Linked DNA regions of Homo sapiens: region 2 is linked to region 1. Evidence: read pairs that join two places in POLR2A ChIA-PET (ENCODE). Cell type or tissue: IMR-90. All regions are shown on one strand. Links, peaks and the distances in the headings refer to the core of each region. The heading gives the core; the rest is flanking DNA. Region 1 has its middle 120 kb from the start of LINC02240. Region 2 has its middle 24 kb from the start of LINC02240.

Evidence for each region. ChIA-PET counts read pairs that join two places held together with the same protein. Peaks named below come from ENCODE experiments on the same cell type or tissue, not always from the same donor. Only the 100,000 strongest peaks of a DNase experiment are listed, where the experiment ranks them.
Region 2: POLR2A ChIA-PET joins it to region 1 with 12 read pairs; 2 of 35 experiments call an interaction of 5 or more read pairs at or near these places.

What each region holds. Positions count from the first base shown.
Region 1 is chr5:125,368,443-125,380,032 of GRCh38, reverse strand. No RefSeq gene overlaps it. Among named protein-coding and RNA genes, the nearest start is that of LINC02240, 120 kb to the left of the region's middle. RefSeq lists an enhancer at 5,334-7,391. In IMR-90, for the core only: no CTCF peak of the experiment used is centred there; a DNase peak (open chromatin) is centred at 6,822.
Region 2 is chr5:125,463,294-125,474,883 of GRCh38, reverse strand. No RefSeq gene overlaps it. Among named protein-coding and RNA genes, the nearest start is that of LINC02240, 24 kb to the left of the region's middle. In IMR-90, for the core only: no CTCF peak of the experiment used is centred there; no DNase peak of the experiment used is centred there; H3K27me3 peaks cover 884 bases.

The DNA of each region.
Region 1 (11,590 bases), core at 2,216-10,215:
GGATGAATAATGTTGCATGGTTGTGCCAAGTTTTGTTGGTTCATTTATCAGTTGATTGACATCTGGGTTGTTTCCACTTTTTGGCTATTATGAATAATGCTTCTATGAACATTCATGTACAAGTTTATGTGTGCACATATGTTTTCCATTTTCTTGACCATATACCTAGGAGTGGAATTTCTGGGTTGTACGGTAATACTATGTTTATCTTTTGAGGAACTGACAAAATGTTTTCCAAAGCAGTTGAACTATTTTACATCTTTACCCGAAATGTACGAGAGTTTTGATTTCTCCACATCCTTGTCAATACTTGTTCATCTTTTTCATTATAGACATCCTAGTGGGTATGAAATGGTATCTTATTGTGGTTTTGATTTGTATCTATCTAATAACTAATAACTTTCAGCATCTTTTCATGAGCTCATTGGTCACTTATATGTCTTTTTTGGAGATGTGCCTATTCAAATCCTTTTCTCCACTTTTAATTGGGATATTTGTCTTTTTATTGTCAAAGTGGAAGAGTTCTTTATATAGTCTGGTTACTATACCCTTATCAGATATATGTGTTGCAAATATTTTCCCATTCTCTGTGTTTTTTTCACTATTTTGATGGTGTCCTTTAAAGAACAAAAATGTTTAATTGTGATGAAGTCCAATTTTTATCTCTTATTTCTTTTGTTGCTTGTATTTCAGATGTCTCATCTGAAAAAACTGTTACCTAATCCAAGTCACAAAATTTTTCTCTAAGCATTTTAGAGTTTTGCTCTTATGCTTAGGTCTTTGATACATTGTGAGTAATGTTTTATATATGGTGTGTGGTAGGGGTCCAACTTCAATCTTTTGTATGTGGATTTTCATATATTTAGCACCTATGAAACAACGTATAGGATTTACTTTAAAATAACCCATAATGGGTTATAAATAATGGGGGCGGAGGAGTGAGTAAATATGTAAGTTTAAAAAGATTGGCCATGTTTTGGTAATTGTTGAAACTGGATGATATATGCACAGAGGTTCATTACACTATTCTAATTTTTATATATTTGACACTTTAAATATATAAAAATAAAAAAATAAAAAGTTGAACAATCAGGTACAACATCACTATTTTACAGCTTTGGAATAAGAATGTAAATGACTCGGGTTTACTTTTCCCATGTAGAAATGCTTTCTCAGTATATCTCAGAATATGTATATGTTTTTCCACTCCTAAATTGTGAAAAACAAATAGTCGAAAAAATCAGGAAAACAGGAGACAAGCATTTCAATGCTCCTACAAGATTTGGAGCTTGACAATCAACATAAGGACTGTATGATTAGAAGAAATCACTGATGTCAAGTTGAAAGCAAGAGCCGGGAATGCTGACATGGGAGTCAAGGGTTAAGGCTGACATTTTCATGAATAGGAGAAGAGCACATAAGAGAGAAGTAGTTCTCATCTAGCCACTCTTACTTGTAGTTGGATGTGTTCTTGGCTCTGACTGCTGCAAACAGTGAGTCATTTTCACAAATAATATAAATATTAATGAGCTTATTCACATAATATACTTTATACCAATCCTATCAATGGTGGTCCAAGAAATAAGCTTTAGAACCAAAATAAGTCCTTAAACTGGTAATTTTGATATACCATTCTATGTGTTGCTATTAGCCTTGCTAGAAGATCTAAATGTTATGTTATTTGAATGCTAGTTAATCATATTCTCTGGCATTCCCCAGAAATAGGGTAAGTGCTATGGTAGAGTTTCTTGTAAATACTTAAACAGAAAAAACATGCAAATAGAAAAAGATGTTATTGTGGAATATTACAACAGGAATTCAGAAATTGATCTAAAATCTCTATTAACAAAAGCAGTATTAATTTAAGTGACAATATCCAAATCAATGTCAAGCAAACAAAATGTTTGCATTATTAAAAAAATGAGATTCATGAAGCAACATATATCCTAATGCATAATGTTAAGAAGCTTGTGGACATATTCTTAACAAATTTGATCAGCGTCTTTGAAAAATACATGAAACTTTTCTGGACTGGAATATTTGTGAAAACTGACAATGGAAAAATGAAAAAAAGACCAAGACTATAAGTAGGCAATTAATGCTTTGTGAGTTTTAAAATTTCATCTTAAATATAACTTCTAATTATTAAATATATGTGGCATTTCAATTATTTAACTGGCTTTTGTCACTTATTTCATATAAATGTCATTTTCTTTAATGTTTTATTATCCAATTTCCATACCAGGTGGAGATCATTTTTATATGTTACTGAAAGATACAATGCTGTGAAAATCATGCTTTTATTATTATATTTTACATAAAACCTCTTAAATTTTTATATAAAAATGGTTCATAGTTTATCGTTACCACTCATGAACACAGGAAAAGTATTATGAAAAATGGAAAAAAACATATTATTTCAGGGCTGTCTTAGAATTTCCAGGAATTTCTATTTCTAGTTCCAGAATCCTGAAGATTATGATGTCAGGAATTTGGAAATACTACCTAAATTCTACTTAGAGACTGAAAAGTTATTGGATGAAGACTAGCAGCCTGGAAGAGGTAGGCTGCTGTGCTCCAGAAGGCAGTGGCCTGAGCTAGGAAGCTTTTAAAAATTACAAGTAATCATTCAGACTTAGTTAATGGAACTATTCCTCAGAGACAGCCAGAAACTCAGCAGGGAAGGAGACTTGGTAAAGAGCAGACATCCTGTATTCTGTGGAATCGGTGCTGAAAACACTATTTGATCATTATGGGGAAAGATGACTCCTAAAAGAACAGTTGGGGACATCTGATTTGGAAAGCATTTAAGTCCCAAAAGGAAGAATTACATGAACCCTGGCCATTCACCCTGCAAGACAGAAGGGGTAACTCAATCACTATTGTATAGGGAGTGTCAAGCTGTTCTTGACTACCATGGACAATCTCATAGAAGGAAATAGAAACAGTTGCAAGTGGACACAAGAAACAACTAAGTATCACTATGATGTTAACTGTTTAAGAAAGGTTGAAAATTACTGGTTCTGAATGGTAAAATTCATCTGAAGTACAAAGGTTGAGATCCTTGTGTCCTTCCAAAGTTATTTTTCTACAGATCTTAAGCACAAGTTAAAGTTTTATTTACTTCAGGCAACTACAAGCATCTATTAAGTTTTTTTCCCTGTGCCATGATCAAATATTAAATAAATCCATACAGTGAAACACAGATCATCTTGCAATCTAAATCAAAACAAATATTGAATTTAGTTGGGTATATTTCTCTTCTCATTCCTTTTTTTTTTTTTTCCTTTTTTTTTTTTTTTTTTTTTTTTGTGAGATAGAGGCTCGCTCTTGTTGCCCAGGCTGGAATGCAATGGCACAATCTCGGCTCACTGCTGCAACCTCTGTCTCCCGGGTTCAAGCTATTCTCCTGCCTCAGCCTCCCAAGTAGCTGGGAATTGCAGGCGCATGCCACCATACCTGGCTAATTTTTTTATATTTTTGGTAGAGATGGGGTTTCACCATGTTAGCCAGGCTGGTCTGGAACTCCTGACCTCAAGTGATCCACCTGCCTTAGTCTCCCGCAGTTCTGGGATTACAGGCGTGAGCCACTGCGCCCGGCCTCTCTTCTCATTCTTAGGGCATTAGTGGTAGAGGCTTGGGGGAGGGATAGTGTATGTGCGCACGTTAGTTTGAATGTGAGTGTGTGTGTGTTTGCGTGGGTAGGCAACGTATGAAGTAGGAAAGAGGTGATGTTACATGTTTATGTTAGTCGCACACTGTTAGATAAATTCTTGCTGATGAACATGAAGCAATACTTAAGAACATGAAAGATTTATTGCACCTTTCAAGAGAGGGCAGTTCTTTCTCTATTAGCCAAGATAATGAGGCTCAGTGCCTGTTTCACGGATGCAGCTGACTTTTTGCAAATTGAAAACAAACATGGACAAGCTTTTTGGTTTTCAAATGATTTTCAGAGTCAAAAGAGAATGCTGTACCCACAAATTTGCTTACTTGAAATAGAAAAACATTTCCATTTATTTTTCACATGAAAAGTTTTGACAGTTGAATTGAGGTGAACTGACTTTGGCAATTTTTCTGTTTGGCTTTTAATACTTACTGCTCTTTTAAAGAGAAACTTAAAGATCATTTAAGTGTATTATACTATTTTGAAATTGTATAGCATTTAACTAAAAACCTGAAAGCAATAATGCTTTTCAAGAATGGAAAAGAGGCATAATAGTCCATTAGAAGTGGGTTATTTGTATCATTAAGGAGAATTGTTATATGCTTTTGAATGAGAAAACACACTGAAGAAACAGAACTTGATGGTGAATGAACATTTGGTTAATAGTTATGCAGCATACATTCAAGAAGAAATAAAGATATATGTATGCGACTAATAGACAAAAGAATTTGAAACATAAGTTGCATATACCATTAAGGTACAATTATTCATGGAAAACCCATAAGAAGATTTTGTATCCACTTATATCATCATGTTAATACCCATTTTTCAAAGCTATCAATTTTGAAATATAATATGCTGTTTCCTCTGGTATTAAAAAGTTAAATAGCTGCCACTGAAGGATTTATACACTTGCCAGATGCTGCACAATTCTTCAGTCAAAACATAAGTATCTCAATCACAAACCATATGTACTTCCTCTTCTGTACTATGAACTGCAAATTCATCTTCATCCTCAACCAACCATGAGACTTGAAACACAGCCTGCCAATTAAATGGAAATGTACAGAATTGTACCGGGTTGCAGAGTGCTTGCAGTTAGGTGTGGTGTACCTAACATCCTTTTAGACACATACACATGAATGATACTTGCTGTCTTCATTTCTGTCTCCTAATTGTTGAATTAAAGCAACAACCAAAATTCTCAAAAACTAGTTTTAAATATGAAACAAAAGGAAGGCCTAAAGAAATCCATACAGGTGAAACCATCTCATATGGGGGAGATTACAGGTTTTTATTTCCTAGATTGAAAAATGAACATATCACTTACACTAAAACCCTCAGTAGGCACTTTCTAGGAGCAGAGAAAAATATTTTTCTTTTGATAGTCTCAAAAAGAAAATCACTAAATTAGCTTATTATCTCAATCTTTTTCAGTATTATCTTAAAAGCCCTGAAGGAGAGAATCTCTCTCTCTCCTTCCTCTCTCTCTCTCTCTCTCTCTCTCTCACACACACACCCACACACACAAATACTATGCATACACAATCAAATAGGATGATCAAAGGCAGCACAGTTCTGCATTGTAAAATTAAGAATTTTTTTCTGACATTTATTTGTCCCCTAGATTTGAGTGTTACCAAGAGACCATCTTGTCCAGATTAATTTTTGCTTAGCAGGTTCCAAATTTTATCATGTGTTCTCATGTTTCACAGCATCTGAACACTAAGCCTCTAGAAATTCTCTTTCAGCCTCTAATTTGTGACTTCTAATCTGCTGCAGTTTGGGAAATCAAATAATGCATCTTGCTATAATTGTATCCAATATCAGATAAAAGGGAACATGCCTGGAATGGGGGCCTAGAGGGGCCTCAGGTGACCTTCTGATGAACTTGATAATAGTTCTTCATATAGCCCTGGAAAATCACTTAAACTCTCTGAATTTCAGTTTTTTTCTTCTGTAAAATATGGAGCTGGACTCAGTGGTCTTTAAGCTCCTTTAATAGCTCTGGGACTTGTTTTGGTTCTCAATGGCAATATTTTTGTTGTTATTTTATGATTCTTGTTTCTTTTCTTAGCTTGCTGAATAAGAGACCTTTTGAAGTGTTACTGTGTTTTATTCTCGCAATTATTAATGGCAAGGTCTTTTCTAAGAATCCAAGTAGAAAATGATACTCAGTAGATAGGTCATATAAACTTTTCTGTTGTGGCATTTTAAAACATTCTATAGGTGTCAATGTACAGATTTACAATAATGTATTTGTATCATCCCATCGAGTCACATTATATCATTAATAAATGTTTGATGTTTGGATGAGTGAATGAACATGTAACAGGTCAGGTAGTATCACGCATCAATCAGAGAATGGGATTTAAATTTTAATGATTTTTCCATCATTCTTCATTTGTTTTTTATTTTATTTCTTTGGTTGTTTAGTTTACAAAAAAGGATCTGTCTCTTCCAAATTTATATGTAAATAGTATTTTTCAATCTATATGGACACAGAATAATTATTTTGATAGAAGTGATTCTTCACTAATATATTTGTTATTTGGCTTTCCTGAATCTCCTGTAACTAATATTGTAACTGAAATAAGCCATTCTGATATATACATATATATGTATATGAATGAGGAAATGACTAGCGATGATTGGTGGTTTATTAAAAGGATTTTTTTTTATTAACTAGCTGTGTGCAGTGAACCTAATTTCTTTCTTTTTACAACTTCCCTTCTATTACAAGCTGTTAAGCTCAGAGCCTAGATCAGCTAAACAGCAGACTCAGTAACAGTAAATGAAGTGCTGTGAGTTTACATCAGACTAATTAGTCTAAGGGATTAAAAAAAAGGGGGTGGGGGTGGGGGAAGGGCTTGGGAGGACTTTTCAGGTTGCTTTGTGAAAGGCAGTTTGCTTAATTAAGCCAACCACTAATTGTTAAATATTTTTTAGGCATTAACAGAGCTACTCTGAGTGTAATTAAATTTTGATTTTAGTGGTATTTGCCAGGATTAAAGTCACAATCTGCTGAGGCACTGGGGTTAGTTAATATTCACTTCACTGCCACAGCTGTCCTCCATTACAATACAAAGGACAGGAAAAGAGACAGCAGAGTGGGGGTGAAGTCATGAGAAAGCTATTCATTCATCTGAACCAGCTCTGTACTCCACAGCCTTGTGCAAATGGGTCTGAGCTGGATGACACACCACCAGGCATTAAATCCAATTTAATTTGATACAATGAAGGGATATCTAAGCCCTGCACGTTTTTTATTTTTATACATGAGACTACGGAATGTATTTAAAAAGTCATCATGTGATTATCATATGTTTCCATCCAAGTAATATTTCTGGATTTATTAGCTCTGTAGGAGTCCACCAGGATTGTAAACCAATTCGTGCTAGGCCATTATTTGTAGCAGCTGAGCATGAATGAGGGCTGTGGAGGGTGGTGGTGACTTTAAATCCCTGGTAAAATCTAACCTGGCATGATCAATGTTTTGAGGTTTTTTTGGTGTGGTTTTTTTTTTTTTTTTTTTGGACCAAGACTGCCAAAAAGAAAAACCAATGGGGTTATATGCGCTTGAGATGGTTGAAGCTCAGCATTCTTCCCATGATTGACAAGGAACATTTCCACTGCTGACTCGTAACATTGCTGGCGATTCCTGTGTTTTTTGGTCATTTTAATATTTTAATTAAATAGCTTTAAGCAATGCCTCGCAGTTATTCCATACTCTGGGTAAGCATAAGAAATCATTTTGTCCTCTGTTCCACTCCCCCCACTCCACAAAATAAGCTAATCAAGAAAGTGTTCAATTATTACACTGGCTATTAATAGTAGAACTTTCAGAATAATCTACAATGTAGGGTCCCTGCATCCACACAGAGGCCATCTGTGGTATTAGGCTCACCATATATACAAAACACCAGCCTTGGAACTAGCTTTCCAATACAAGTTAGGACTGGATGTATTAAGTGTGAGGGATCAAGTTGCTTATGTCTTATTTAGGCAAAAAAAAACTTTATTTAAAAAAAAGTCACCAAGAACTGGTGTTTACCTTGACATTAGAATAAAGAGAATGAAAATGAAAAATAAAAAGGGAGAGAAAGCGCTGGGCACAGTGGCTCATACCTGTAATCCCAGCACTTTGGGAGGCCGAGGTGGGTGGACCACGAGGTCAAGAGATTGAGGCCACCCTGGCCAATAAGGTGAAACCCCGTCTCTACTAAAAATACAAAAAAATTAGCCGGGCAAGGTGGCGGACGCCTGTAGTCCCAGCTACTCAGGAGGCTGAGGCAGGAGACTCACTTGAACCTGGGAGGCGGAGGTTGCAGTGAGCCAAGATTCTGCCACTGCACTCCAGCCTGGTGACAGAGTGAGACTCCGTCTCAAAAAAAAAAAAAAATAGAAAAAAAAAAAAAAAAGAGGGAGAAAAAGGAAGAAAAAAGGAACTGAAAGGAAAAGAAAGAGAAGACAAAAGAAATAAAGAAAACAGATCAATCTAGCAAACTTTCATCTCAAGGGAATTTGAAGTCAGCATTTCTATTCATAATCAAACAAGTTCAAAGACCAACTCGTTTGTATTAGTCATATCTTCTGTAATCTCATTGAATTATTTTATAGTGAACCCTACATTTGAGTTTGTGCTTTAATAAAAATTACTGTCTGACTGTTTCTGCAGGCAAAGTGAAGTGGAGAGATGAGTGGATTATATAGGGCAAACACCTTGAATTTCAATTAATATTAGCATAATTTAATTCTAGTGTTAAGATGACCTTGGCCCAAAGGACTGGGTGATTTTTTTAAGGGGCTTTTATTTTCACATGAAGCCCCCACTCAGCAACTGCAAAACAATTTCTATAGGATAGGTCAAAGCTTCCTACTGAAAAGAACACTATGTAGTACTTTAGGAAGAAATTTAACTGAAAGCAACAAGCATTAACCATACAATCCAAATATGCTGTGTAAATATCTCACAATGCCTCAATCTCTTGGGTCTGTAAATGACTAGAGGTGACAGAACATTCTTCTCCCTACATTAGTAATGCCTCTGCTGTGTGACACTTTCTTCTACCTGCTGACATAGAAAACTCTCCTGGTGCCTTAGATGGCCATGTGGTGGTCATTTCTTACTCCCCTCCTTTTACTTTCTTAGATGGCTGCAGAGTTTTCATTTAAAACTTTTAATCTTAGCAAAGGAAATAGCTCTTTATTTCCTATACTGCAGTTACATTAATAAATGAATTAATTAAACAAACAAAAAACAAAACCACTCCCAAGCAGGGCATTTTTCTCTTTTGCCATCTTCTTGTTACTAGTCTCATGGGCTAATCACCACCCCCAGTCCCAAGGGAAACTGCAATTTTCTAGTTATTTGTATTTCAGATCTGGAAGCCCTTCTCTTTACCACCCTTTGGCTGGGGAGCAGGAACAGACATTCTTCTTTGCTTCAGGGTACTTTACCCTCAATATATTATCCAAATAAAAATCTAAGCAAGAGAGACAAAATCCAATGATTTCCATGTATAATAATAATATTCACTATTACCATCCCTTAGATGCAAAGATAAAGCCTCTGATTCACCATCTAAAAGGGGCACATGCTTTTATTCTCAAGAGACAGAAGCCTAGATGTGTTATGCTAATCAGACCACAGTCCTCTTTGTTGGTTCCTTGCAAAGAACAACTGTGGACAATTTTAGGATGGCTTTTCATGAATGGGGTGTCCCATTACCATGAAAAACACCAAAGCTAGCTAGCTACCCACACAGCATAGATAGTAGCCATCTCTATGCTTAAACTAAAGAATCATGCTTCAATAAACTGAGCTACTTATTCACAGACAGGGTTGAATTGACTCTGGTTCACACTGTCCAAATTCATGAAGGAAAATTTCCATTTGCCTATGGAAATACAAACCTGTCTGATTTATAATTTGCAGTTGCCATCATGATATAATATAAGCTTACAAAGTAGAGTTTGCTTGATATTCCAGATCTCTTCCAACCAAACCGATACATTAATGTTTCACTCTTTGCTGGAGTTTACTTTAAAAGCCTCCCTTTCCCTTCAACATTATCAATCTTTCCTACTCATCTCTGTTTAATAGGTTTAAGAACAACTTGGGCAATATTTGGATTACTATTACATTTCTTTTTAAATTATTCAGTTCATGCTCCAAGTGGAAAATCGGTAGTGTCTTTGTAAATTTATATTCATTTGATCCTTAAAGTTCTGTAACACAATAAACTTGGAACTAGGAAGTAACATTATTCTGTTGGCATGTATGATTTGTTAGGTGATCTAAGCCTATTTTGGAAGCATTTTGCAAAGCTTCAGTTAAAGGTTTTCATAACAAGTATATAATGTACTAAAATTTAGGCCAAAATTGTGCAGGGAGTTCTTAACAGGGTATGAAGCTAAAGCTAAATCAGATTTCTTGTTGTTTTAATCATACTTACAGAGTTTTCTCTGTATATCCCAACAGGAAAAATTACCTCATTGTGATAGTAACAAATGATATTTGTTATTTCCCGTTTTGCATCTGAAGAGGGGGTGGGGGTGGCCAACATCATGTCATGACCTGTGCCAGCCGTGTTGTACATTTCTCCTGCTTTTTGTGAGATACAAATATTTATATCATGCAAAGGCTTTGCTTTTCTACTCAGAATTCTGTGCTTAGAAGACCACAGACATTAAGTGATAATAAACAGCACAGTTTGAGTCCTGTGGCCACTCTGGATGATCAAGTTGAGTTGGACTGCAAGAAAGCAAGTGCTTGTTTAACACATGTATGATATAATTAAGGAAAGACTCTAGGGAAATTATCCAAAGCACATAAGAATCAAATAGACTCACTTTAACAAATATAAAAACTCTGTTCACATAAAAGCTTTCTGTGGCTTTGTAAGGGCTCATATTGGAAAAAAATGGGGGAGAGGAATAGATATTATAATTCATTCTGAAACTATATAACATAAGTAAATGAACAATAAAAGTGATAAATTGGGCAATAAAAAATTATAGAAATAATGCTGTCACATACCAGGTATTCGTTAAATTGACTTCTCAATGTAATTACTTTAACATTTCTACTTCTGATTCAGTACAGATTTTTGGATCATTAAGTACGATAGTAAATATTATACATTTTTCAGGAAAATAATTTATGGCCTAACAAATTTTCCAACAGAAAATCCCAAAGTCGGACAACCAGACTAGCATTTTTTGTAGTCAATTTTTGGACTTAATTCTTCAAAACAGTTTCAACAAATCGGTATTGCACACCTGCTATGCACTAAATATAGTGTGGTAAACTAGCACATAATAGACATATGGCAATTGTTTCAGGTACTCCTGTATTTCCAGGGGATTTTGTGGATATACTTTATACTTTATATAATATACACTCTATGCATGATATAATAATTTCTTTGGGTATGACGTTTTTATTCCCAACTGTGATGGCACCATCACTGCCTCTAAGGAATGCACAATTTAAAAAGAAAACCATATATACAACTAAATATCGACAAAGTACTGTAAAAAGACAGATGATTCCACTGGGTGACTATAGTCAATAATAACTAAAAGAGTGTAATTGGATTGTTTGTAATACAAAGGATAAATGCTTGAGGGGATAGATGCCCCATTCTCCATGATGTGCTTATTTCACATTGCATGACTGTATCAAAATATTTCATGTACCCCATAAATATATACATCTACTATGTACCCACAAAAATTAAAAATATTAAAAGAAAAAAAGAAAACACATGATCAATTCTTCCTGAAAAAGGTTAAAAAAAAAAAAGGTTTTAAGAAGATGATGTTTGATTTAGATCTTCAGACTATAGGAATTCACCAGACAGAGAGGTGAATGAAGAACCTTCAAGCCTGGAAACAGCATAAGGCAGACAGGCAGAA
Region 2 (11,590 bases), core at 1,330-9,329, 96 kb before region 1:
CAAAGCATCAAGATTTTCTACTAAAATATTTAATCATCAAAATTAGTTTAAAAAAGGTTCTTCACATGTGTATATGTTATTCTAAATAATCTTAAAAATCTAAATCACTTCAAGAAATATTGTAAAAAGCAACTTCCGCTTCCTGATAAAGCAGGAAATGAAGAAGAGAGCAGAGGAGTTAGAAAAGACCTGGATAAATTCAAGCAGGAACCCCTCTCCAAATAGAAGTCCCACGGAACACAAATTTGTGAAACAATGAATAAAGTAAATTATTTATAATATAAAATAATTATTTATTATAAAGAATTTCTAGTAGAGTTCTCTTGAATAAAGAAGCTCCCTGATGCATTGAAAATTAATTCTCTGATTATTTAATTCTTGCTATTTCCAATTACTAAAATGAGCTACACCTGTCAAAATAGGGATGCATTATATAATGTATACAAATAAAGTTCATTTGTATATGTGCATGCTAAAATTTTATGACATGCTCCAAATTCTAACATTCTCATATTTTAATAGATTTCTGTAACTCACAGCAATATTTTAGAGTTCCTTAAATTCTGAACACTATATAAAATCAAATTGGATTAAATCAGTTTTCCTTCATAGAAGAGAACATTACTTAAACCTTTCTGATTTGTGACTTATGATTGTACTCTGTTAAATGTGATTCAAAGGTCAAGTCTAACTTAAAGCCATGGAACACAGCACAAATTCATTACTCCATTTTAATTCGTGTAGCGACACAGCTAAGATCTCATGAATGCTTGTACCTCTGACCCAGAACTGTGAAGGAAATCTATCTTTCTGATGATGCCAGATTATGCAGGCCTCCATCTATGATACTGCATAGGCCTTCAAGGAAATAAAAGCTCATAATATTCATCAAGACATCTATGAAAATACAATATTGCTGTCCTATAATGCAAACGCAGAACACACAAAAAGTACCATGGATTTCTCATAATGAAGCCATTAATATATACCTTTAACTCCATGAACTACGTAGTTTCCAAAATCAAACTAGAAAAGTAGCCATCAAACAGGATTCATAACATCATTACATAACTGTATAAAGTTTCTCAACTCAAGAGATTTTGGAGTTAATTCAGTGCAGCCCCTTATGTTACAATTAAAGTGACTGAAAACCAGAAAACTGAAATTACTTGAGATTACACAGATTGTTAGAAGCAAAGCCAGAACAAGAGCTCAGGACACCTGACTTCAGCCTGTCCACTATAGCAATAGTCAGTTGCTAAAATAATTTTATACTCTTAAGATGTTTTTAGGTATGAAAGATCAATTACACTGTGGAAAGTCAACAGGAGCTATTATCAGCCCCAAAGGAGTGAACATTAGTTTCTGGGGGCCAAAATGATCTTAATTATTAAATATTACAATGGCTTGGGCTTCCAAAGGACCACAGTATATAATCAGTTATATGGTATATGTGTGGCATCAAAGTTTCTGAGGCAGGGCCAGGGTGACAGGAGAAGGCAGGATTAGGAAGAGAATGTCTAGAAAAGCTCCCTAAGGGTGATGATTGATAATGAAAAAAAGGTGGAAAAACACTGCTTTGGACCAAGGTCCATAGTCAGGACCTTAGGGAGGTTAATAAAACAATGTCTGAATACAAGTGCTGGAGACTCAACCTCAATTTGTTTTTAGAATTAAGCCAGAAAGTTGGGATACAGAAGCATGCTTTATTCATCCAATTTTGGTGACCTGTGTTGAAGCATACTAACCCTTTTATAATATCAAAATCAGAATTTATGCAATTCATCTTTGTGTAAAAAGAGGACAAATAAATAAGAAAGAGGTTACACACTGTGTTTAGCAAGATACAGATAGGGTGCTTTGGGAATCCAGTGGGGGAAAAATGCGTAGCATAAAGGAAAACACACAAAGTTCTCAGGTTCTGAATCCTACTATGTCACTCATTAATATTTATTTGCAAGTTATTCTGAGGTTTGTCAAATCTCAATTTTCTCACCTCTAAATGTGGAATTACCTACTCTATATGGGGGATAAATTTTTCAAAATCGTGAGAGTAATAAATCTGATATATAATAAACATTAAATAAATTATAATTATTTAAATTATTATTATTATTACCTTCAGAAGCCATGAGAACTAGATTGGTTCTAGATTAATTTATTCAGTAGGCAGTTTGTTCTTGGAGACTTTCCTATCTCCTCTTTTGAAAAACTCTCCTTTTTCTCCTCACTTTCATTCTTTTTCCATTCTTGACACTCCCTACCTCTGTCTTTGGCCCCCTTGTTGTGACCTGTTTGCTGAATGGCATGCCCCCAAGTTCTGTCTGACTGAACTTTTATGACTCGGCGTAAGCATCATCCTTGCCTCGTATTTCTGCCCTCCCATCCTTAAAATGCTGGAGTAAGGTATTAATATCTCATGGCTGTGCGTCTCCTCCATAAGACCTCTAACTCTTTGAGGACAGAGATTCATTTATTTGACAAGTATTTATTGGGCATTTACTCTGCTCCAGGCACTGTTCTAACTAAGCTGTTCCCAGGCATTATTCTACAGCCATGAATAAAATGGAAACTTTCTGTCCTCATGGGATCTATATTCCAGTAGGGTAGAAAGACAGTAAGCAGGTGAATATAGAGGTGGTTAATGGTAAATGCTAATGAGAAAATAAAATAATAAAAAGAAATGTTAAGTATAAGAAGTAGTATCATTTTAGAAATGTAACCAATTGAAGTGCCATTTTTAAAAACTGGGATTTGAGAATAAGATCGGAAGGAGGTGAGGAGATGGGCCATGCAGATATGGCCTGAGAGTTGAGAGGTGCATTTTCATGGCCATGACAGGGCCAGACATGTAGGGCCACATAGATCATTTTTAGGATGTTGGATTTTATTCTGAGGGAAACAGAATCATGCCCTATGCTTCTTAATGCCACAAGTACTGGGCTCATTGCCTAAAACATATTAGGCTTTGAATAAATAATTGATAAATGAACCAATTCAGGCAGCATTACATGTGCATGCACACAATCAACTTAGATGATATACAAAGACTGGCTTTGCAATGTCCTGTTTAGGGAGGTACCAGGTGAGATAGACCTCAAAACAGAACCCATTGCAGACAATATCATTTAAAGAAATTATTATACTAAAGCACATGGCTTATACCTGTCAGCCCTGTGCCAATAGACAACAATTGCAGACCTGGTGAGGGAGTTGGGGAAAGGAATAGGCAGGAAGGATTAGGAGGAAACACAGGCATTTGGACAGTGACTAGAGTTGGTGTCAATAAATAAACAACGCAGGATGCTCAATTAGGTTTGAATTTCAGGTGAAAAATAAATAAAATTGTAGTCTAAGTATGTCACATATAACTGGGTGTTCTGTATTTTTATGTGGTAACCCTAACCCCAAAAGATACAAGTTAAATGGACCTCTGCATCAAAACTGAATTCTCAACATGGCCTGCCTGCTGTGAGCTCTAACCCAGCAGTCTGGTAGAGATGGCTCACGGGTTATGGGTAAAAATATTCAAACTTCTATGTACATTTATTTGTATTTCATTGTTCTGTATTTTTATTGCTGCATATATTTTATAATGTATATAACATAGGTATTATAGCATATATATGTATATAGTTTATGTATAATTTATTAGTAAACATTTATTAGAACTGAATAGTTAAACGTTACTGATAAAGGAGAGTAATTGAGAAAGTTGGAGGCTCCTATTCAATAGATAAGTAGCTTTGATACAAAGCTTTAACAAGTTTTATTCCTTTAACAACAACAACAAGATACTCAGAACAAGAAAATCTTTATTTGCTTGCTAAAAATGTCACTAAGCTATTTAGTTTGGGGAGTTTGTGAAATTGATCAGATGTGCTGAAATATACCTTCTCATTACAAAATAGCTGATAATTCACTAGGATAAATCACTGTGAGGTAGTCACATTCAAAAACTCATTTGATGCATTCTGCATCTTAAGGGGAAAAAATGTTTTTCTGGGCTTGATCCTTACACTTCACATGGTCAGTCATACTTTGTCGTTTGGTTCTGACAATTGCCTGTCCATCTTCAAATCTGAAAAGCAAAAGCAGAAAGAAAAGAAGCCACAAACCACCCCCACTGTGCAGAGTGGCAGCATTATAATCCCATGGAATCTAGAGACAGATGGTGGCTTATAGCAGACATCAATCTTCAATGAGAGTAAATTTAGGATAATGCCCCTCTTTGGTAATGGACATGTCTTTGCAAAGTTATTGCTGACAGCATCCTCTAACATGCTGATTTGCTAAGACAAGGTTTTTATTGCATCTAATCTTGTCGTAAGGCATGAAAAAAATGGTTGGGTACATGTTTTTCATGTATAGTTTTTACAAGAACTGCCTGCATTAGAGAGTGGCTAAATTGTTTTCCATATTTTATGGCACATTTCTAATGTTCCACCACACACAATATTGATCACTATGTCCATTAGCTTATTATGATATCCTGAAAGGAGACACTTCCTTTGGGAAAAGCCATTATTTGAAATAAGATGAAGGCTCAGACTACATAGGACAAAGTGGGATGGCATCTATTTAACAACTGCTTAATTTCATCAAGGGAAATAGTCAACCAAAAAAAAAATCATGTAAATATAAAGTATGTATTTTTTCAAATTGTCTGACCCATCCAAATCTGCTTTGTCTGTTGAGTGGCTTAGACATGTCCCAACAGCTCAAAATATCCCCAGTAAGGATGACAATAGTTTTTTGTTACAAAACCTTCTGCATTGTTATATATGTTGAACAATACTCATGGTGTTATCAGAGTTCTAATATGATCACAGGAAAAACTGGAGGGATTTTAACCTAGGAAGTTGTTAACGCAAGTTGACAAGAGCTGAAGAGACAGACAGACCTGTGGAGCACCCCAGAGATGGGCAAAAGCAAAAACTGCCTCTACCACCAAATGGTATTTCCAGAGCCACAGGCTTTCAGAAGGAGATAGTAGACCCCTTCTGAGGCTGTCTTTTGGGAGCCAGGACCATGGAGGGAAGAGTTTTCCAGTGGTCTCAGAACCAGAGGAGACCACTGTGGAGATACAGTCCCTGAAAGAGACACCACTGAAAGTGAAATAAGAACATACTGGATTCCTCTCTCTTTGTACCTTCCAGTTTTCGATAGTTCCTTCCTTTGGCAAGAAAGCCAGGTAAATGCAGTTCCCAGCAATGCAGTTCCCAGCAAAGCAGTGAATGCTGCTGGAAGCCAACAGATAAACAGATAATCTAAGCAAGATTAAAATAGCTTTCTTTCTCCAGGCTTTCTTTTAAGATGCTTCTGAGCATTGTAAACTCCTCCATCCTACACAGGAAAACATAACTTTTCCCAAACTAAGTAAACTTTGAAATCTTTGCCAGTGAGGGTAAGGGTTGAGGTGGAGGTTGAGGGGTTAGAGGAAAATGTTTCTTAGAACATGTTTTGAAAAATGCTACAAGATGTGTATTTAGTCTCTTCATGCATTTACTTCAGAAAATGTAAGTGAATGGGAAAATGATGGTTCCCTCATTGTATTCTGCACCTACTGTACATGAGAAGCTATGCAACGTGCTTTGTACATGTCATTTCATCTTTGGGGTGGCCCAAAAGGAGAATTCATGTCTCTGTGGAGATATAAGCAATGCTGTCTTTATTCACCTCTGAAAACACCAAATCGTGTCTTCCCTGTAGGGGGTCCTTTTGTATCTGCTGCTGAGACAGGTGGACAGTGCTAGGTTCTTCTTTGACAAGAATGCATAGACAACTCGAATTATGTTAAGCCTCTGGTCTGGAAACTTAATAGTGCATGAGTCACTGTACCATATCAGGCCTTGGGTCCAATCAATTATTTTGTCTCTGATGATAACAGAGATGGTTCATGAACTGTCATGTTTGTTCTCTAATAAATTTCTTAAATACTTTTAAGGTTGTACTCCAACTCATAAAACACTTACTGGGTGCTTACTAGATGATAGGCACTGGTGTGAGCATTCTACCTTTATTAATTAATACTTGCTATAAACCTGAGAATTGGCCTTATTATTATTTTCACTTTATGATTGGGAAAATAGAGGCAAAGAGTATTTATATAACTTGTCTAAATGCATCGAGCTATAATTGGTAGAGCTGGAGTAGGATCCCATGTCCTAAGGATTATAATATTAGACTTCTCAATATCTCATGGTGACCCTTTAAGGATTTGTGGCACATAATTCTAACTAACTGATTCTTTGTATAAGCAGTTCCCTAATGAAGAATGTGATCATTTCTTGTGAAGAAAGGCAAGATGAGTCATATTAAATTTGTACATGTCAAGATACTGAGTAGGTGAGGGTTTTTAATATGCTCTTTTGAGCAAAAGGACTTAGATACGCTTTTTACTGGTTTATAATTTGGCCATGAGTATTTTTGGCATTCAACATTAGTTAAGCAAAATTTTGCTTAAGCAAGATAAAGCAGCGGAAACAATAAGATTAGGATTTCTGTTTCTGAGAATATAAAACTCTAGAGGAAGGACTGGTGAAGATCTACTCCGATAGAAAGGAGCAGGAACTGAGTATTGTAAAAACCCTGAACCCTGGTCAAATTATGGAACCACAGAAGTATTTGCTCAGATTATATTTGAGCCCTGACCCAGCATCCTTGTCTTCTCTTATTGAAAGAACCAATTAGTGATGTGGACCAGACTGGAGAAATTAGGGGCTAACAAAGATTATAACACAGACTCTAATGCCAGCCACCTCCACCATGAAGAATGCCAGGACAAGGAGTCTATCCTGTTTTAGGACAAGGGATGGAGAATGAGCCAGTTTTTTTCATTTTCATCCATCTACTTCTCTGTTCATTACAACCAACTTATAAGTCACCTTTTCAAAAAATAAATAAAATTTCATGAACAGGTTAGGATAGTTCTAGCTCTTATCCTAATTCCTCAAGCTAACTTGGAAATTTATTGAATTTACCTATATGTACAAATTTTGCTACTTCCAAGAATTCCATACTTCTGTACTATTCATTGCAGTGGGAGGCCTTCATATTTTCCTAAAACTGCTACATCCAAGTCATTTCTAAGCATACGTTGCCTCTACTCATTTTATGACCTTTTGTGATTTTCTTACGGATTACATATTTTATCATAGAAGTTACAGTAAATAGATTTACATAATAGACTTAACACATTTACCCATTTAATCCAGAGATTGTCAGTTACGTTGTTTTGCTAAGCAGCCTCATTTTCCCCAAGGCGAAAGGTAAAGTCACTCTAAAGGGGTCACACAGGCTGATTGCCATGTTTATTTGCAATTCATCCCTGCTGAGTCCTGACTCAGGTCTCTCCAGACCAATGGCTATAGTAACAGAAATCAGGTTTTTATTACCTAATTGGTGAACAATGGCATTTTCCTGGGCAAGCCTGAATGCTCTGATTGTGTGCCACACTGCTACTCCCTTCTGAAGGCAGAGCCTAACACTAGTACTTCCTCCAGCAGGCACCACCATGCATTGTCCTTGGGCAACAGTTCCCCTCCTCCTATTTGTTTGGGCTGAACTGAACTAGCATCAGAGAGGTAATCTGGCTGGAGAACTTGGTCAACAGGTAAATTTTCTTCTGGAGAGTGAAGAACTGTCCCAGTACAATTCTTTCTTGGTATGTTTGAATGTGAAACACAAAGAAGAAGGGATCTGATGATAGGGTAGAGCGGAATGGAAAATGAATGAGAAGCAGATAGAAAGTAGTAAGTAGAAGACATGAGAAAATAGCAATGAGGGAGTAAATGCCACGAGGTGGAGAGTGAAAGTCATAGCAACTAACACAGTAGGAGCAGGATAGAAAAAGCCAAGAGACACAGACCAGAGAAGCTGTCTCAGAAGAACATCTTCTTCTGACGCTTACTGGGACACTGGAGCTAGAGTATTCTAACTCATGTTCCAAGGCTCCCCCAAACCTGTTATGCACCAGCTAGGCCATTTTCTGTCCCTTCTTACTTCAGTGTGTATCCCGTGTCATCTACAAAACCCCTGTCCTCCTTGGTGCTGCTTCTGATCTGAAAGAGGCCAGCACAGACGTTGTTATCTGGGATTAAGAGTACCCATACACACTCCTCACTTTTTCAATAATTTAATGCAGATTTTTCTTTCTCTTGACCCCAAGGTAAAAATATGTGTTAGCATACAAAAAACCAAATCCTTTAGTGCAGAGCAACATCGCTTTGAAATACAGAACAGTCACTAATCACATAGAAATGTATTCCCAAGGTCCTAAAAGCTTAGCTTTTATTTCATTGTATAATTTGTGTTATTCTCTGAAATTTCTGCAATGCATAGTATAATACAATTATTTGTCCCACTTTTATCCTGACAACAAATTAGACATCAGTAACTACTCGAGGCTTCCATAGCATCCAGGATTTCTTTTTGCTAATGTATATTTGCAATTATTCTGTTAATATGCATTACTGCTGCAAAACTCTATAAAGACAAGGAACCAAGTTTTCTGGCTTATTACTGCACACTCCATGTCTGGCACAGAGTAGGCATTCAATGACTACTTGTCAATTGAAAAATAAATAAAGGAATAACTGTCATTCTGATATTTACAGGCCCTGATTCATCATAGGGTTTTGTGATTTTTATTTGCAGGTCTTGGTTTATCATCTCTGTTAGGGTTCCAGTGGACTGTGGATTTATTGAAGTTCATCAAAGAATTCAAAGACAAACTGGCATGGAGTAATGGGCACTGCTTCAATGTTTAAGTTTCTTGTTGGTGAAAATATTGGCCATAGCCTTTAGCCTTGCCTAATGATCCAGAGGAATTTTCAAATGAAGTAATTTTTTTTTTGCTCCATTTTTCTAATTCTCTGCTACTTGAGCTGCTTGCAGTCACACCTGATAAGCTGCACTGTCCCTGTTATATTTTGAGTTTTGGCATTTAAATTACTCAGCTGGCTGCTCTCTCCTGACTGCTAGTTTCACTGAAGTCTTCGGTCCTAGTTTCTAGCCTGCCCATTCTTGTAGAAACCTTGCAAATTCTGGTGTATTTATAGTCACGATTTCCTAAGTGTATTTCAGAGAACAATAACTCTGAGAAATGTAAATAGTTGTTATTAAGGATCTGTGATAAAGTGAGTGTGAAAAAAGATGATTTGAATAAGCCACAGGATTTTTAGTAAGACAATTTTCCCAACTTGTTTGTTCTTTTCTGTCTTGCAGCTTATTTTTGAAGCATAGCTGGAGAAGCACTACCTTATGGCATCTGTGATACAGTCTAGCATATTATTTGTTAATATAAACATTTTAATGAACTATAATAAATCCACAGAAAGCTGTAGCATCATGAGTGTGCAGCTCAATTGATTTTCATAAAGTGAACATCCTTGTGTAACCACCATCCAAATCAAGGAAAAAACACCAATAAAACATCAGAAGCTTCTTCTTATCCTTTTCTCCAGACACTACCCCATACAGGGAACAACTACCCTAATTTCTAACACAGAAGACAGAGGTTATTTTCAACTGTTTCTTAGCTTGGCATGAATGGACTAATGTAGCATGTACTCTTTGTGTCTAGCTCCTTTGATCTATGTTATGCTTTCGAAATTCCTCCATATTATTACATGTAGCAGAAACTTCTTTTACATGGCTGCATAGTATTTCATTGTATGACTATAACATGGTTTATATATCCATTCTGTTTATAGACTTTTGGGTTATTTTTAGTTTAGGGCTAATACAAACAAAGCTACCATAAAGTTTATTGTATCTGCATTTTGTTGTACACGTGTACTCATTTTTGTTGGGTGTATACCTTGAAGTAGAATTGCTGAGTCATGGGGTATGACTAGGTTCAGATACGTTTCCAAAAAAAGGTATAAGAATGCCAGTTGCTCTGCATACTTGTCAACATTTGGCATTGTCAATCTTTTCAACTTTATCCATTCTAAAAGCTCCCCCTAGATAGCCGATGCTTATCTATTATAGGGAGAGCTTTGTGTGTGTTTGTGAACTACCTGTTCGGGTCTTATCTCAGTTTTTAATTGTATTTTCTGCATTTTCTTTATTGATTTATAGGAGTTATATATGTACTCTTGGCTATGAGTCTGTTGTCAATTACATGTACTACAAATATATTTTCCCATTTTATATATTGCATTTCATTTGTTGATGATATCTTTGATAGTTTGACATTTGTTGATAGCTCTTATATTTAAGGAAGTATAATTCATCTATTAGTATTTAAGGAAGTATAATTCATCTATTAGTCCAGCCTCCTTTGACCTGATTGGTAGTCATATACTATGGCCCTCTCATCTTTATAAAACAGTTCTTAACACATAGTTTCTTTCCTGGACTTAATCAATAATTTGCAGTCCATTATTTATAAAATTTAGAATTTTCCCCCCAGATGCATTACTTCATCCTTGCTCACTTCAAAGCCCTAATGCCTTTTATTAGAATCCTCTCATAACCTTGCTATATATTCTCATAATTTGTCTTGTATGATAAAAAATATTCACTGCTCAGATAATTTCATAAAAACGTGATAATTTCTTTTGGTGGTCTCTCATTCTTGACAGTTACAAATATCATAAATATAATTTACTCTGGCACTCCTTGGGGGGCCACATTTTCCCCCTTCATTCAGAATGATTTATTTATTTAACTATTCAACAAACACTTATGGAGTGACTCCTGTAGGTTGAGCCCTATGAAGGATATCATTACATAATGATAAACAAAATTGGGCACAACACTGCCCCTCATGGAGTTTATAGTCTAGAGGGAAAGATAAACATTACATCAACAATTAGACACGTTTATGTAAAGTTGTAATTGTGTTCAGTATTACAAAGGAAAGGTGCCACGGTCTAGGGATGAGACTTTTCCAGGGAGATGTGTCAAGGGCTTCATTCATCCTTGTGGATCAGGCACAGAAGTGCTGACAAAATATTGATGAATGATTACTGGGAGCTTGGGGATAAGAGGAATGACTGCAAGCCAGTGGTTGTACTGGATGACAGCCATGGTAGGTGTCTTGGGGTCTGCTTAAGTGAGAAAACACGGTAGCAGCAGACAGCCCAAGAAAATCAAAGCATGTGTTATCTTTGGAATGTTTTGCAAGTTGCTGATCCTCATTCTGTGGAGTAAAGGTTCATTTTGAAAGACTCTTGTTCTAAAACATGTATTATAATCTTTTCCAATTGCTTGGATAAAAAGTGTTTCATGAATATTTCAAGAGGTATTTTTCCTGTCTAGGAAATGCTGGCAGAAAGCCTGGTTCCCTTGTCATTCTGCCCACTTCTCCTATAGGGCTTTTTCTTTTTAAATCAATTGTGTGTGTGTGTGTGTGTGTGTGTGTGTAGACATTTTCAGAAATAACCTAATTTGTTATGTATCTCCTTAGGTGACAACAGCTCTTCAATATACTTAATCTAAGAGAAGCCACCTAATTCTTTGCATACAGGAACGCCTGTAGAGAGAAATCTGCCCATATTTTGCCAATATATTTTTATTTTTTAAATCTGCATTGTCAGTGGACAAATTATGCAGTATTGGCAATGGATTGCAGAGCATT